Linked DNA regions of Homo sapiens: region 1 is linked to region 2. Evidence: chromatin loops called from intact Hi-C (ENCODE). Cell type or tissue: A673. All regions are shown on one strand.

Region 1 (8,000 bases), 190 kb before region 2:
ACTGTGCTTGAAATGTAAACTAATACAGTCATTATAGAACACAGTATGAAGTTTCCTTCAAAATTTTAAAGTAGAACTACCATATTATCCAACAATCCCATTACCCAGTACTGGGTACATATTCAAAAGGAATTAAATTATTATGTCGAAGAAATATCTGCACCCCCATGTTTATTGCAGCAGTATGCATGATAGGCAAGATATGGACTCAATCTATATATCTATCAAGAGATGAATAAAGGAAATGTAATATATATGCACAATGGAATATTACTCAGCCACAAAAAGAACGAAATTCTGTCATTTGAGGCAATGTCAATGAACCTGGAGGACACTATGTTAGGAAAAATAAGTCAGCCATGGAAAAATAGATACCAAATTTTCTCATTCATGTGGAAGTTTAAAAAGTTAATCTCATAGAAGCGGCTACTAGAGGCTGGGAAGAGTAGTAGGAGGAGGAGGGATAGGAACAGATTGGTTAACATACACGAACTACAGCTAGATAAGAGGAATAAGTTCTAGTGTTTTATAGCACTGTAGGATGAGTATACTTAACAATAATTCATTATGCATTTTCAAGTAGCTAGAAGAGAGGATTTTGAATGTTCCCAATACAAAGAAATGATAAATGCTTTAGGTGATATGCTAATTCCCTGACATGATCATTTCACACTGAATATATTAATATGTACCAAAATATCACACTGAATACACAGTTATCATACACACTGCATCCAGTCTCTGCAATATTATCTTACATTACATCTTACTTTAGTATGGTTGATTTGAAACAATTAGTGAAACATCAATGAATTTTTCTCAGCTAAAATTCATACATTATTCAGATTTTTTCAGTTTTATTCCATAGTTTAAAGCTGATGTTCATTTCCTGTTTCAGGGTCCTATCCTAGATACCACATTAAATTTAGTCATCATAACTCCTCAGGCTCTGTTTGGCTGTGACAGGTTCTCCAGGTTTTCTTTCACTTTGATAGCTTTGACAATTTTGAGTACAAGACCGGTATTTTGTAGACATATCAGTGACTTTTCACTGTTGGTATTTTGATTGCCTTGTGGAGGCTGGGTTTGTCAGGTTTCTCCACTGTAGAGTTATTCTTTCTGTTCACATTTACAAATTGTACTTTCTGGAAGAAAGACACTGATTGCAGCCCACACGAAGGAGCATGCAATTATGCACCAGCTCCTTAAGGGTGAAATTTCCTCTTGTTTGGAATTCCTCTACACAGAAGACTTGTGTCTTCCGCATTTATATATTTACTCAATCATTTATTTATATAAGTATGAATTCATGATTATTTATTTTACTCTTTGGGATACAAATCTAATACTATTTTAAAATTATATCTTAATTTGTATAATTTTAGGGGCACAAGTGCAATTTTGTTACATATGTAGTTTGAATAGTGGTGAAGCCAGGGTTTTTAGGCTATCCATTGCCCAAATAATGTACTTCTTACCCATTAGTAATTTCTCTTCATCCACACCACTCTCACTCCCTCACCCTTCTGAATCTCCATAGTCTATTGTTCCACACTCTATATCCAAGCGTACACATTATTTAGCTTTCTCTTATAAGTGAGAACATGCAGTATTAATCTTTCTGACTTTTGTCACATAAGATAACCTCCAGTTCTATCCATGTTGCTGCAAAACACATGATTTCATCCTTTTTTATGGCCAAATACTATTCCCTTGTGCATATGTATCACGTTTCTTCAGCCAACCGTTTGTTGATGGCAATTTAGGGTGATTTTATATCTCCACTATTGTGAATAGTGCTGTGATAAACATATGCGTGCAAATACCGTTTTTATATAGCAGTTTCTTTTCCTTTGAGTAGATACCCAGTAGTGTGATGGCTAGATCAAATGCTAATTCTATTTTTAGTCCTTTGAGAAATCTTCATGCTGTTTACCGTAAAGATTATACTAATTTACATTCTCACCAACAGTGTATGAGAGTTCTCTTTTCTCCACAATTTTAATTTGTTGTTGTCATTGCTCAGATTGTTCTATTGTTAACCATTGGGTGAGTTTTCAATTGGTTCCTGTGTCTTTGTGACATAACCTTATTAATATGGGTATTTTATTTATCATTTTCTTACATTCTGGTACTACAAGGTGCTCTAGTTTCATCTTATATATTTCCAGTGCTGTCTTATAATCAGCCATTTCTCTAAGGAGCCCTATTTCCTTTTATTAGAAAATGGTATTAGAAACCAAGAACTGGGTGCTATTGTGTTCATTGTTTTTGGAGTATTCTTATATCTTCTCAGTCGAAAGAAAAAGGAACTGTTTGTGGGTATATGAACTCGTGCATATGCATATATCAACAAATAGTTTTATATGTAAGCATCTCTATTCATATTAAGCTAAACATAAGTTTATTCTGTGGTCTCCAAGTAATCCATTACTATGTGAATTATTTTAGCTGTTTCACTTGACATTCATTTACTTCATTGTTCCATTCCAGTATGCAGTTTTGGCAGCCTCAGAATTGTTAGGCTGAAATCTCCTGGGAAGCAACTTGATTACCTAGAGTATCATACTTCTGTTCAGGTTTCCTTTTATCCTAAAGTTTTACAGACTCCACTTATTTCCAGTTACTTAGAGATCAGTAGTTTCATAAATTTGTAATACACATATATTTTCTTGTCACAGTCTACATTCCTTTCTGGGATATTCAACTTCCTGACTTTAAAATTTGCATAATTAAAGCTCAATCTTTAACCTGTAATGTACTATGGGTTTTAACAAACGCATAATATATTGTATCCACCATTATAGTACCATAAAGAATAGTTTTGCTTTCTTAAAAGTTTCCCTGTGCTTCTCAACCTTCTCTTTTCTGCTTCATTCCTGGTTACCACTGATATTTTTACCATTGCCACAGCCTGCCTATTCTAGAATGTTACATCATTGGAATGGTACAATTAACATCCCTTTTAAACTGGAGTCTTTCATTTAGCAATGTGCATTTAAGGTTCATCCATGTCTTTTTGTGGCTTGAGACTCATTATTTTTTTTTACTGCAGAATAACATTTTATTTTATGGCTGTGCCACAGTTTGTTTGTCCATTAACATATTGAAGGCTATCTTTGTTACTTCCAGTTTTTGGATACCATTAATAAAGCATCTATACACATTTGCATGCAGGTTTTACATAGACATAAATTTTTAAAAATCAGTTGGATACATACCTAGGAACATGAATATTGAATTGTGTGGTAAGAACATGTTTTGCTTTAGAAGACAGTGCTAAACTGTTGTCCAAGGTTATGGTACCATTTTGCATCTCCACCAGCAATGAATGAGAATCCCTGTAGTTCTACATTCTTGCCAAAGATTGGTATTGTCAGTGTGTTATTTTATTATTTAAACCATTCTAACAGGCATATACTGAACTTTCACTAGAGTTTTAACGTGCAATTCCCTAATGACAAGTGACATTGAGTATGACTTTGTATGTTTATTTTCTATTTGTTTATGTAAGCTGAAGTGTCTATTTAGATCTTTTGCCCATTTTTAAATTGGGTTGCTTGTTTTCTAATTGTTGAGTTTTACAATATTTTTTGTATATTTTTTATTCAAGTCCTTTATGGGATATTCGTTTTGAAAAAAGCTTATGAGTCTGTACTTTAAATTTTTTAAACAGTATCCTTTGCTACTAAGATGCTGTTATGAGCAGTAGTTTTTAACTTAGTAATATCTAGTTTATCACTTTGTTTTTTCTGCCATGGGTTATTCATCTAGAAATATACTTAAAAGCTCATACAAATCTAAGATCACCAACATTTTCTTCTACAATTTTTTTTTAAATTTTATGTTTTACATTTAATCTGACAATCTATTATGAGTTAATTTTAGTGAAAAGTATAAGGTCTTTTTCTAGTTTTTTGCTTCTCTGTTTTGTTTTGCATAAGGACACCCAATTATTCCAATGCCATTTGGTGAAATGATCAGTCTTCTTTTATTGAAATGCCTTTCCTTTTTGTCAGGTGACTGTATTTCTGTGGGGCTGTATCTCAACATTTTTTCCTGTCTTAATGCTTTAGGTATCTATCTTTTCACGAGAACCATGCTGTCTTGTTTGCCTTAGCTTTGTGGTATGCCTTGAGATTGGGTAGAGTGTGTCTTCTAACTTTGTTCTTCTTAAGCGAAGTAGTATTGATTATTCTAGGTTTTTTGACTTGTCTTATAACCTTTAGAATCAGTATGTCTACACCAAGAAAAGTACAATTTGATGGGATTTAGAGAGAGATTTTGTTGAACATATGTATAATTGGTAAGAGTTGATATCTTAACAACATTGGGTATTCTGATCCATAAATAAATTATTATCTCTCTGTTTATTTAGATTTTTGTGTATTGCTTTTATTAGAGCTTTATAGTTTTCTACATGTATATGCTGTACATATTTTGAAAGACTTATACCCATTTCCTTTTTTGCGTGTGCTATTGTATTTTTAAATATCAAATTATAATTATTCATTACTGGCATATACAAAAGCAATTGACTTTTATATTTAAATCCTGTACCCTGTGATCTTGCTATACTCAGTTAATCATTCCAGAATTTCTTATTGTCATTTCTTTGGGGCTTTCCTCATTGACGTTCATGTTGTCCGCAAACAATGCAAGTAATTTTTTCTTGCTTTCTAATATGTAACCTTTATTTTTTTCTTATATTGTACTATGTAGGACTTCCAGAATATTATTGAGCTTCCTTCCTTCCTTCCTTCCTTCCTTCCTTCCTTCCTTCCTTCCTTCCTTCTCTCTTTCTTTTCTTTCTTTTTCTTCAGAGTCTCACACTGTTGTCTAGGCTAAAGTGGTGTGATCTCGGCTCACTGCCACCTCCACCTCCCAGGTTCAAATTATTGTTGTGCCTCAGCATCCTGAGTAGCTGGGATTACAGGTGTGTGCCACCACACCCAGCTAATTTTTGTATTTTTAGCAGCCACGGGATTTCACCATGTTGGCCAGGCTGGTCTCAAACTCCTGACCTCAGGTGATCCACCCACCTTGTCCTCCCAATCCCATGCTGGGGTTAGAGGCATGAGTCACCATGTCTGGGCTCATGATCTTTATGAAGCTGAGAAATCTTCTCTCTACTCAGTTTACTGAGAGTTTTGTTTCTTTGCTTGTTTGTTTTGCGTGATTGGGTGTTGGATTTGACATTTTTTTCCTCTGTCAATTGGTATTGTCATATGATTATTCTTCTTTGTTATGTTCATCAGTGGTGGATTACACTGATTTTTAAATATGGAACTAATACTACATATCAGAAAGAAATCACACTCAGTTTTTTTTGTATAACTCTTTTTATATACTGTTGAATTCAACTTGCTAATACATTATTAAGCATCCTTGCATCAGTATTAATGAGAAATACAGGCCAATTGTTTCTTTTAATAATATCTTTACCTGATTTGGATATTATAATAATATTGACTTTAAGAATCAGTTAGTAAGCATTTCCTCTATTTTCTTTTTCTGGAAGAGATTGTGAAGAATTGTTATCACTTCTTCATTTAGTGTAGGTAAAATTCAACAGTCAAATAATCTGAATCAGGTGCTTCCTTTCTTAAAATGTTTTTAATTATGGAATAATTTTCTATAATATTAATAAATCAATTCAGATTACCTATTTTTTCTTGTGTGAATTTTTGTGATTTTTTTCTTCCAAGAAAGGTGTACCTTTTATTAAAATAATCAGATTTGAGTGGACTAAGTTGTGTGTGGTAATTCTCTTAATATGACGATTCCTTTAATACATCAATAGTGATAACCTACCTTTCATTTATGAAATTGATGTGTGTTTTCTGTTTTATTTTTGTTTTTAATTTGGTTACTTTTGCTAGCAGTTGCTTTTCTTAATCTTAATAAACATATAATAGCTTCAAAAATTTATTTGTTATATTTCTGTTTTGTTATTTAATAAAAAATTAAATACAATTTTTGTTTACCTCTAATATTATTTATATTTATTTTCTGCTGCTTAATTGAAGGTTACTTTTCTCCATTTTCTCTAAATTCCTAAAGCAAAGTTTGTATTATTGATTGGAGATATTTTTTCTTTTCTAATGGAGTTTATGCATTCGACGCTATAAATTTCTAACTAAGTGCTTTTGTTGCAACTCTCAAATTTAGGTAAGTTAAATTTTTATTTTTTGGTAAATTCAAACTGTTTGAAAATATTTTTTGTGACTTACCTTTTGACTCATTTGCTATTCAGAACTTTGTTTTTTAATTTCAAAATATGTGTAACTATGCATTTCAGTAATATTTCTTTTTTGCATTTTTAAAATTAATTTTTATTTTTAATGTATATGGGTACATGGTAGGTATATATATTTATGAGATACATAAGATATTTTATACAGAAATGCAATGCACACTAATCACATCAGGGTAAATGGGGTATCTATCAACAAAGCCTTTATTCTTTCTAGGTCCTAAAAACAATCAAATAATACTCTTTTAGGTTATTTTAAAATATACGATAAATTATTATTGGCTGTAGTCACCCTCTTGTGCTATCAAATACTAGATATTATTTGTTCTATCTAACTAGATTTTTGTACCAATTAACCATCCTTATATCCCCTTCCACCCTCCAGCTAACCTTCCCAGCCTCTGGAAAGTATCATTCTACTCTATATCCATAAGTTCAATTGTTTCACTTTTCTTTTTTTAGGTTCCACAAATAAGTGAGGACACGTGAGGTTTGTCTTTCTGTGCCTGGCTTATTGTACTTAACATAACGTCCTCCAGTTCCATCCATGTTCCAAATGACAGGATCTCATTCATTTTTAGAGCTGAATAGTATCTGCTGTGTATACGTACCATATTTTCTTTATCCATTTCTCTGCTGATGGACACTTAGCTTGCTTCCAAATATTGGATATTGTGAATAGTGCTACAATAAACATGGGAATGTAGATCTATTTTTGATATACTTATTTTCTTTATTTTGGGTACATACCCAGAAGTGGAATTGCTGGATCATATGATGGTTCTATTTTCATTTTTTGAGGAAACTTCAAACTGTTCTCCACAGTGGTTGTACATTGTTTTTACATTGTACATTACATTACATTTACATGATTGCACATGTAATTTACATTCTCACCAACAGTGTATGAGAGTTCCCTTTCTCAAAAACCTCACCAGTATTCATTATTGCCTGTCCTTTGGAAAAAAAAAATGTCATTTTAACTCGGGTAAGATGATTGTAGTTTTGATTCTCATTTCTGTGATGAACAATGATATCAAGCATTTTTTCATATACCTGTTGCCATTCATATGTCTTCTTTTGAGAAATGTCTATTCAGATATTTTGCCAATTTTTAAATAAGATTATTAGATTTTTTCCTATAGAATTGTTTGAGAACATTATATATCCTGGTTATTAATCTCTTGTCAAATGAATAGATTGAAAATATTTTTTTCCTATTCTGTGGGTTTTTGATTGTTTTCCTCACCCTGCAGAAGATTTTTAACTTCATGTGATCCTATTTGCCCATTTTTGTTGTGGTTGCCTGTGCTTAGACCAATGTCCTGGAGAGTTTCTCCAATGTTTTCTTTTAGAAGTTCTATAGTTTGAGGTCTTCGATTTAAATCTTCAATCTATTTTGGTTTGACAGTTGTATATAATGAGGGGTGTAGTTTTATTCTTCTGCATATAGATATCCAGTTTCGTAGCACAATTTATTAAAGAAACTATCATTTCCCCAATATATGTTCTTGGCATCCTTGTGAAAAAATGAGTTCACTGTAGATGTGTGAATTTATTTCCGTGTCCTCTTTTCTGTTCCATTGCTCTGTGTGTCTGTTTTTATGCCAGTATCATGCTGGTTACTACAGCTCTGTAGTATAATTTGAAATTAGAAAATGTGAATCCTCCAGTTTTGTTCTTTTTGCTCAGGATGGCTTTGGATATTCTCGGTCTTTTGTGGTTCCATACACATTTTAAGATT
Region 2 (8,000 bases):
CAAATCTGTGTTAAAAATTATTAAGAAGCCTATCCGTGCTTCCAACTCATATTGACAAGCCTTACTCTTGATGTAAAGAAAATTAATTCTTATATACCCGAGTAGTTATACTAGTAATTTTTAAGCAAAATTATTTGACTGAATGATAATTGGCTACAAATAAAAAGACATAGTTCAATTAAATCAATTTTGACTTAATAAAAATAAGGTACACTATATACTTGACATATGGAGTTTGTGATAAATTATGGGTCAAGACATTAATTTAATATGTTCTATTCTTTACCTCTGAGGCAAATATCACATATAGTAGCATTTAAAAAAAATGGACATACTGCATAATATATTAATATTAGATGTATTTTAAATATCAAATTAATACTTTAATATGTATAATCAAAATAGTTTGTTTAATTATTTTCATGAGTAAGGCAAAGGTAAACCATTAGATTTTATTTTAAATATCAAATTAATACTTTCATATGTATAATAAAAATAGTTTGTTTCATTATTTTCATGAGTAAGGCAAAGGTAAACCATTAGATCTTTGTATCATAAGATTATAACTTGTAATAAAATAATTAAGGTCATTGAAGATGTTTTAGAATTTCATAGTTATTTACTTTCAAATAATTATTATGTGAGTAGGTTGTGCAAATGATAATACAGTTCTAGTAGAATATTAAAATGACTATTGTCTATGGTAATTATTATGGAGTGTGATTAAGTTGAGTTTGAAGTGGTATTGTTTGCAAATATATGGTTTATGATATAACCAATAGAAAGATACATTAATTAGAATTACTAAGAGCAGTTTCATATTTATTATAAATTTCAAATAAAATATTGAGAAAAAAGTTTACTTTTCTGTTCTGATTATTTTATAGTTAGTAAAAGGGATCTGCAAAACTAGTGGATTTCTTTCAAACATGAAATGTCTAACAAAGACATTTTAAAATATTTGTATTAAACCATAAAAATAAAATACTTTTAGATCTTCTGACATATGCCTTGCCATGCATCTGTGTATAAGAACATTTTCTCCTCTTGTTAAACACATGTAAAACAAATATTTAAAAGTAAAATAAATGAAAATCATTTGTATAATTTCTAATTTATGACTGTGTATGCAAAGGAAATTATTCTAATTCCTGTCTCAGAAAATTACAAATGATGGACTAGAAAATAAAGCAGACCATTTACACTGGCAGAGAAACAGAATGTGTCTTCTAACTATATATCAGCAAGTATTTTTATTTCAGATACTGAAAGAATATGATAGAGACGGAGGGGAGGGAGAAAGGTGGCCAAATAGAGGCATCCACCAATTGTCTTCCCCATAGGAACATCAAATTTGACAGCTATCTACACAAAATAGCACCTTCATAAGAACCAAAAATCAGGTGAGCAATCAGAATACCTGGTTTTAACTTCACACTGCTGGACATGGCACTGAAGAGGGTAGGAAAAACAGTCTTGAAGCACTTACATCACAACTTCCTCATCCTCTAGCAGTGGCCCAGTAGCATGCAGACAGAATCTGTGCACTTAGGCGACAAAGAGTTCAGCAATTGCGGGAACTCAGTGCTATTATCATGGGGCAAAATTTGGAGGGAGCCCACAGAGGGAGCATTTATGCCAGCTCTAACCAGAGAGGATCAACCTATCCAAGAAACTGGAACGTAAGTTTTGGCAAACCTCGTTGCCATGAGCTACAGTGCTCTGGGATTCTAAATAAGCTTGAAAGGCTGTCTAGGCCACAAGGACTGCAATTCCTAGACAAGTCATAGTGTCATACTGGGCGTGGAGCCGGTGAACTTGTGGGGCATGTGACCCAGTGAGATGTGAGCAGTGACAGTTTAAAAAGGGCTTGCACCACTACTCCCCCAACCCTGGCAAATCAGAACACAGCTCTGAAATACAGCCCTTCCTTCTGCTTGAGGAGAGGAGAAGGTAGAGTAAAGAGGACTTTGTTTTGCAACTTGGATATTACTTCAGCCACAGTAGTATAGGGCACTGGGAAGAGTTGTTAGGACCCCATTTCATGTTCTAGCTCCCAAATGATGTTTCTAGATACATTCTGAGCCAGAAGGGACATAACTGCCTTGAAAGGAAGGACTCAGTCTTGGTGGGATTTATCACCTGACTGAAGAGTTCTTGGGTCTTGAATAATCAGCAGTTGTAATTAGTTAGTACAAACCATGGGTCTTGGGTGAGACTCGGAGGTGTGTAGGCTTCAAGTGTGACCCAGCATATTCACAGCTGTGGTGGCTGTTAGGAAAGACCCCTCCTTCTTGAGAAAATAAGAGGGAAGAATAAAGGGAACTTTGTCTTACAGTTTAGGTGCCAGCTTGGCCACAGTGAGAAATAATACTAAGTGGGCTCTTGGGGCCTCCAATTCCAGGCCTTGGCTCTTGGACAGCATTTCTGAACCTACTCTGGGCCAGAGACTAGCCTACTGCCCCAAAGAGTGAATGTGTCACTGGGTCACATGCCCCACAAGTTTACTGGCTCCAAGCCCAATACGGCACTAGAACTTGCCTAGGAGTTGCAGTCCTTGTGGCCTAGAGAGCCTTTCAAGTTTATTTAGAACCCCAGAGCACTGTAGCTCATGGAAATGAGGTTTGCTAAAACTTAAGTTCCAACCACTGGGATAGGTGAGTCCTCGCTGGTTAGGGCTGGCATAAATGCTTCCTCTGTGAACACAGGTTGAGTTCTGCCCAGTGATAGCAGGCCTAGCAACATTCACCACAACCTGACTGAAGAGACCTTGGGCCCTAAGCAAACATCAGCAGTACCTTGGCAGTAGTCCACATGGGCCTGAAGTGGTGATAGACACAAGCGGAGACTTCACTGCCTGAGGAAATGGGAGAGAAGAGTTGGAAGAACTTTGTCTTGTGATTTTGATGTCAGCTTAGCTGCAGTGAAATAACACATCATGTGTTTTTTTTGGGTATCTGACTTCAGGTACTGGCTCTCAGAGAGCATCTCTGGATTTGCCCAGGACCCCAAGTCCATGGCACTTTCTGCCATGAGGGAAGGACATAAAGACTTCTGAATAGCTTTTGCTACCAGCTGATCATACAGCCCTAGGGTCTTCAGCAAACACAGCTAGTAGCCAAACGGTGGTTACAACGGGCTTTGGGCGAGACTCAGTGCTTTACTGACCTCAGGTCTGACCCAGCACAGTCCTAGTGGTGGTGGTCACAGGGGTAATTTTGTCACCCCACACCCAGCTCCAGGCAGGTTGGCACACACAGAGAGAGTTTCCATTTAGGGGGAGAAAGTAAGGAAATAGAACAAGAGCCTCTGCCTGGTTATCCAGAGAATTCTGCCAGATTGTATCCAAGACCACCAAGGTAGTACCTCTACAAGTCTGCAAGAACTACATTAATGGGCTTGAGGTGCCCTCTACTGTAGATACAGCTGCAGTGACCAAAAACTTAGATCACAACACCCAAGTCCCTTCAAATACCTGCAAAGCCTTCCTAAGAAGGAAGGGTACAAACAAGCCAAGACTGTGAAGACTACAGTAAATGCCTAACTCTTCAATACCCAGCCACCAGCAAAAATCCACAACCATGAACACCATCCAGAAAAAGATAATCTTACCAAATGAATTAAATAAGGCACAACGGACCAATCCCGGAAAGCAGAGATATGTTACCTTTCAGATAGATAATTCAAATAGCTGTTTTGAGGAAATGCAAAGAAATTCAAGAAAACACAGAGGAGGAATTGAGAATTTTATCTGATAAATTTAACAAAGGGATTTAAATAATTAGAAAGAGTCAAGTGGAAATTCTGGAGTCGAGAAATGTGATGAACATACAGGGTCTCTTAATAGGAGAATTGATCAAGCAGGAGGAAGAATTAGTCAATTTAAAGACAATCTCTATGAACATACACAATCAAAGGAGACAAAAAAAAAAAAAAAAGAACAAGAAACAATGAAGTACACCTACAGGATTTAAAAACGTAGCCTTAAAAGGGCAAATGTAGTAGTTATTGACCTTAAAGTGGAGGTAGAGAAAGAAACGGTGGTAGAAAGATTAGTCAAAGGAATAATAACATAAAACTTCCCAAAACTAGAGAAAAATATCAATATTGAAGTAAGAGAAGATTATAGAACACCAAGCAGATTTAACCCAAAGAAGACTATGTCAAGGCATTTAATAATCAAACTCCCAAAAATCAAAGATAAAGAAAGGATCCTAAAAGCAACAAAAGGAAACAAAACAAAACAAAACAAATAATATAGAATGGAGCTCCAGTACTTCTGGCAGGAAACTTTTCAGTGGAAACTTTACAGACCAGAAGAGAGTGACATGACACATTTAAAGTGCTGAAGGAAAAAATAATCCATTTACCTTACAATAGAATATCTGGCAAAAAAAATTCTTCAAACATGAAGGAGAAATGAAGACTTTCACAGACAAACAAAAGCTGAGGGATTTCATAAACACCAGGCCTGTCCTACAAAACAATGCTAAAGGGAGTTCTTCAGTCTGAAAGACAAGATGGAGCAATAAGAAATTATTTAAAGGTATAAAAGTCATGGGTAATAGTAAGTGCAGATAAAAATACAGAAAATTATAATACAGTAATTGTGGTGTTTAAATCACTCATATCTTGAGTAGGAAGATGAAAGATAAACCAATCAAAAACATTAACTATTAATACAACAACTTTTTAAGACAGCACAGTAAGACATAAAAAGAAACAACAAAATGCTAAAATGCGGGGAGATGAGTTTAAAATATGGAGTTTTTATTTGCTTTCATTTTGCTTGTTTGTTTATTTATGCAATCAGTGTTGACTTGTCATCAGTTTGAATAATGGGTTATAAAATAGTATTTGCAAGCCTCATGGTGACCTCAAATAAAGAAAAAAACATACAACGGATACAAAAAATAATATAAATAAATTAAAACATAACACCTGAAAAAAAATTACCTTTACTAAAAGAAAGACAGGAAGGAAGAAAATAAGGGAGAGAAAGAAGACCAGAAAACAACCAGAAAGCAAAGAAGAAAATAAAAGGAGTAAGTCCTTACTTATCCAAAGTAACATTGAATTTAAATGGATTGAATCCTCCAATCAAAAGACATAGAGTGGGTGGCAAAATGAACCACAACAACGAAAAAAGAACCATTTATCTGTTGCCTCAAGAAACACACTTCACCTGTAAGGACACACAGACTGAAAATAATGGGATGGAAAAAAAGATATTCTATGCAATTAGAAACCAAAAAGGAGCAGGAATAGCTATGCTTATAATGAACAATATAGATTTCAAGATAAAAACTATCAAGGCTATTATATAATGATAAAGGGATCAATACAACAAGATGATATAACAATTGTAAATGTATGTGCAACCAACACTTGGAACACCTAGGCATACAAAGCAAATATCATTAGAGCTAAAGAGAGAGAAAGACCCAAATACAATAATATCTGGAGACTTCAACATCCCGCTTTCAGTATCGGACAGATCATCTGGACAGAAAATCATCAGACTTAACGTGCACTGTAGGCCAAATGGACTTAGTAGATATTTACAGAATATTTCATCAAATGGCTACAGAATAAACATTCTTCTCCTCATCACATGGCTAATTTTCAATGATAGGTGATATGTTCAACCATAAAGCAAGTCTTAAAATATTCAAAAATATTGAAATAACATCAAGTATTTTCTTTGACCACAATGGAATAAAACTAGAAATTAACAACAAGAAAAATTTTGGAAACTATAAAACACAAGAAAATTAAATGATATAAACCTAAATGACCAGTGGGTCAATGAACAGATTAAGAATAACATTTTTTTAAATGTTGAAAAAATATTATAATGAAAACACCATGTACCAAAATACATGGGATACCACAAAAGCAGTAGAAAGAGGGAAGTTTATAAGTGCCCACATCAAAAAAAAAAAAAAAAAAAGAAAAAAGAAAAAACCTAATAGCCAACCTAACGTTCATCTGAAAGAACCAGAAAAGCAAGAGCAAACGAAATGCCAAGCTAGTTGAAGAAAAGAAATAATAAAGAACAAAGTGGACATAAATAACATTGAAACAAAGAAAAATACAAAAGGTCGACTAATTGAAAACTCTTTTTTTAAGAAGAAAATAAATGAGAGAGAGAGAGAGAGAGAAGACCCAAATAAATAACATAAGAGATGAAAACAGAGACATTAGTGCTGTTAGTGCAAAATTTCAAGTGATCATTAGAGGCTACACTATATGCCAATAAATTGGCATACCGTTGCTCATATTAGTCTCTAAAGAGGAAATGGATAAATTCCTCGACACATACAAGTGAACTGTGAAGAAATTCAAACCTGAACAAACCAATGACAAGTAATGAGATCAAATCCATAATAAAATGACTCTAGCAAATAAAAGTCAAGGACCCAGTGGTTTCACTGCTGAATTTTATCAAATATTTAAATAACATATGCCAATCCTACACAAACTATTCCAAAAAACAGAGGCAGAAGGAATACTTTCAAACCCATTCTATGAGGCCAGTATTACCCTGATATCAAAACTAGACAAAGACACATAAAACAAAAAACTACAGGCCAATATCTCTGTTGAACATTTATGCAAAAATCCTTAACAAAATACTAGCAAAGAAAATTCAAAAATATATTAAAAGATTCTTCATCATGACCAAGTTGGAATTATCCCAAGGATGCAAGGATGGTTCAACATAGGCGTATCAATCAGTGTGATATACTATATCAACAGAATAAAGGACAGAAAACAATATGATCATTTTAATTGATGTTGAAAAATTATTTGATAAAATTCAACACCCTGTCATGATAAAAACTCTAGAACTTAAAGTATAATAAGAATATATATTTAAAAAAACTGTAAAAAAACCTGGGTAAAGAATGAACATACATCAGCATAATAAAAGCCATACCTGACAGACCCAAAGCTAGTATCATACTGAATGAGGAAAAACTGAAAGGCTTTCTTCTAAGATTTGAAACATGACAACGATGTCCACTTTTATCACTGTTATTCAACATAGCATTGAAAGTTCTAGACAGAGCAATCACATAAAAGAAAGAGATAAAGGGCATCCCAATTGAAAAGGAAAAATCAAAGTATCCTTGTTTTCAGATTACATGATTTTATACTTGGAAAAACCTAAATAATCCACGAAAAAACTATTAGAACTGATAAGCAAATTCAGTAAGGTTGAAGGATACAAAATTAACATATAAAGTCAGTAGCATTTCTACATGCCAACAGAAAATAATCTGAGAAGGAAATCAAGAAAGTAATAGCATTTATAATATCTGAAAATACAATTAAATACCTAGAGATTAACTTAATCAAACAACTTAAAGATTCCTACAGTGAAAACTGAAACATTGGTGAGAGAAGTTAAAGTGAACACACACACAAAAAAATGGAGAGGTATTCTATGTTCATGGATTGAAAGAATCAATATTGTTAAAAATGTCCATACCACCCAAGCAATCTACAGATTCACTTTAATCCCTATCAGAATACCAATGACATTCTTCAATAAAGTAGAAATAACATTGTAAAATTTATGTGGAAGCATAAAAGACCCAGAATAACCAAAGTTATACTGGGCAAAAGCAACAGAACTGGAGAAATCACATTATCTTACTTCAAATTACACTACGGAGCTATAGTAACCAATACAGCATGGTACTGGCATAAAAACAGACACATAGAGCAATGCAACAGGAAACAATACCCAGAAACAAATCCATACATCTACAGTGAACTCATTTTAGACAATGGTGTCAGGAATATACAATGGGAAAACGACGATGTCTTCAATAAATGCCCCTGGAAAAAAATTGATATATATATGCAGAAGAATGAAACTAAATTCCTGTTTCTCACCATATCCAAAAGTCTAATTAAAATAGTTTAAAGACTTAATCTAAGATCTCAAACTATGAATGTGAAATAAAACATTGAGTAAATTCTTCATT

What was found. A loop is a pair of places that touch in the nucleus more often than their neighbours do. Peaks named below come from ENCODE experiments on the same cell type or tissue, not always from the same donor. Only the 100,000 strongest peaks of a DNase experiment are listed, where the experiment ranks them.
Region 1: it touches region 2 in a loop (9-fold over the local background); 1 of 110 quality-filtered maps calls a loop at or near these places.

Annotation. Positions count from the first base shown.
Region 1 is chr1:190,820,238-190,828,237 of GRCh38, reverse strand. No RefSeq gene overlaps it. Among named protein-coding and RNA genes, the nearest start is that of LINC01720, 200 kb to the right of the region's middle. RefSeq lists a silencer at 3,992-4,192. In A673, no CTCF peak of the experiment used is centred here; DNase peaks (open chromatin) are centred at 2,687 and 4,747; H3K27ac peaks cover 3,471 bases.
Region 2 is chr1:190,629,101-190,637,100 of GRCh38, reverse strand. The region is part of intron 1 of LINC01720 (long intergenic non-protein coding RNA 1720); the gene reads right to left. Among named protein-coding and RNA genes, the nearest start is that of LINC01720, 8.2 kb to the right of the region's middle. In A673, a CTCF peak has its summit at 3,436 (motif pointing left); a DNase peak (open chromatin) is centred at 3,400.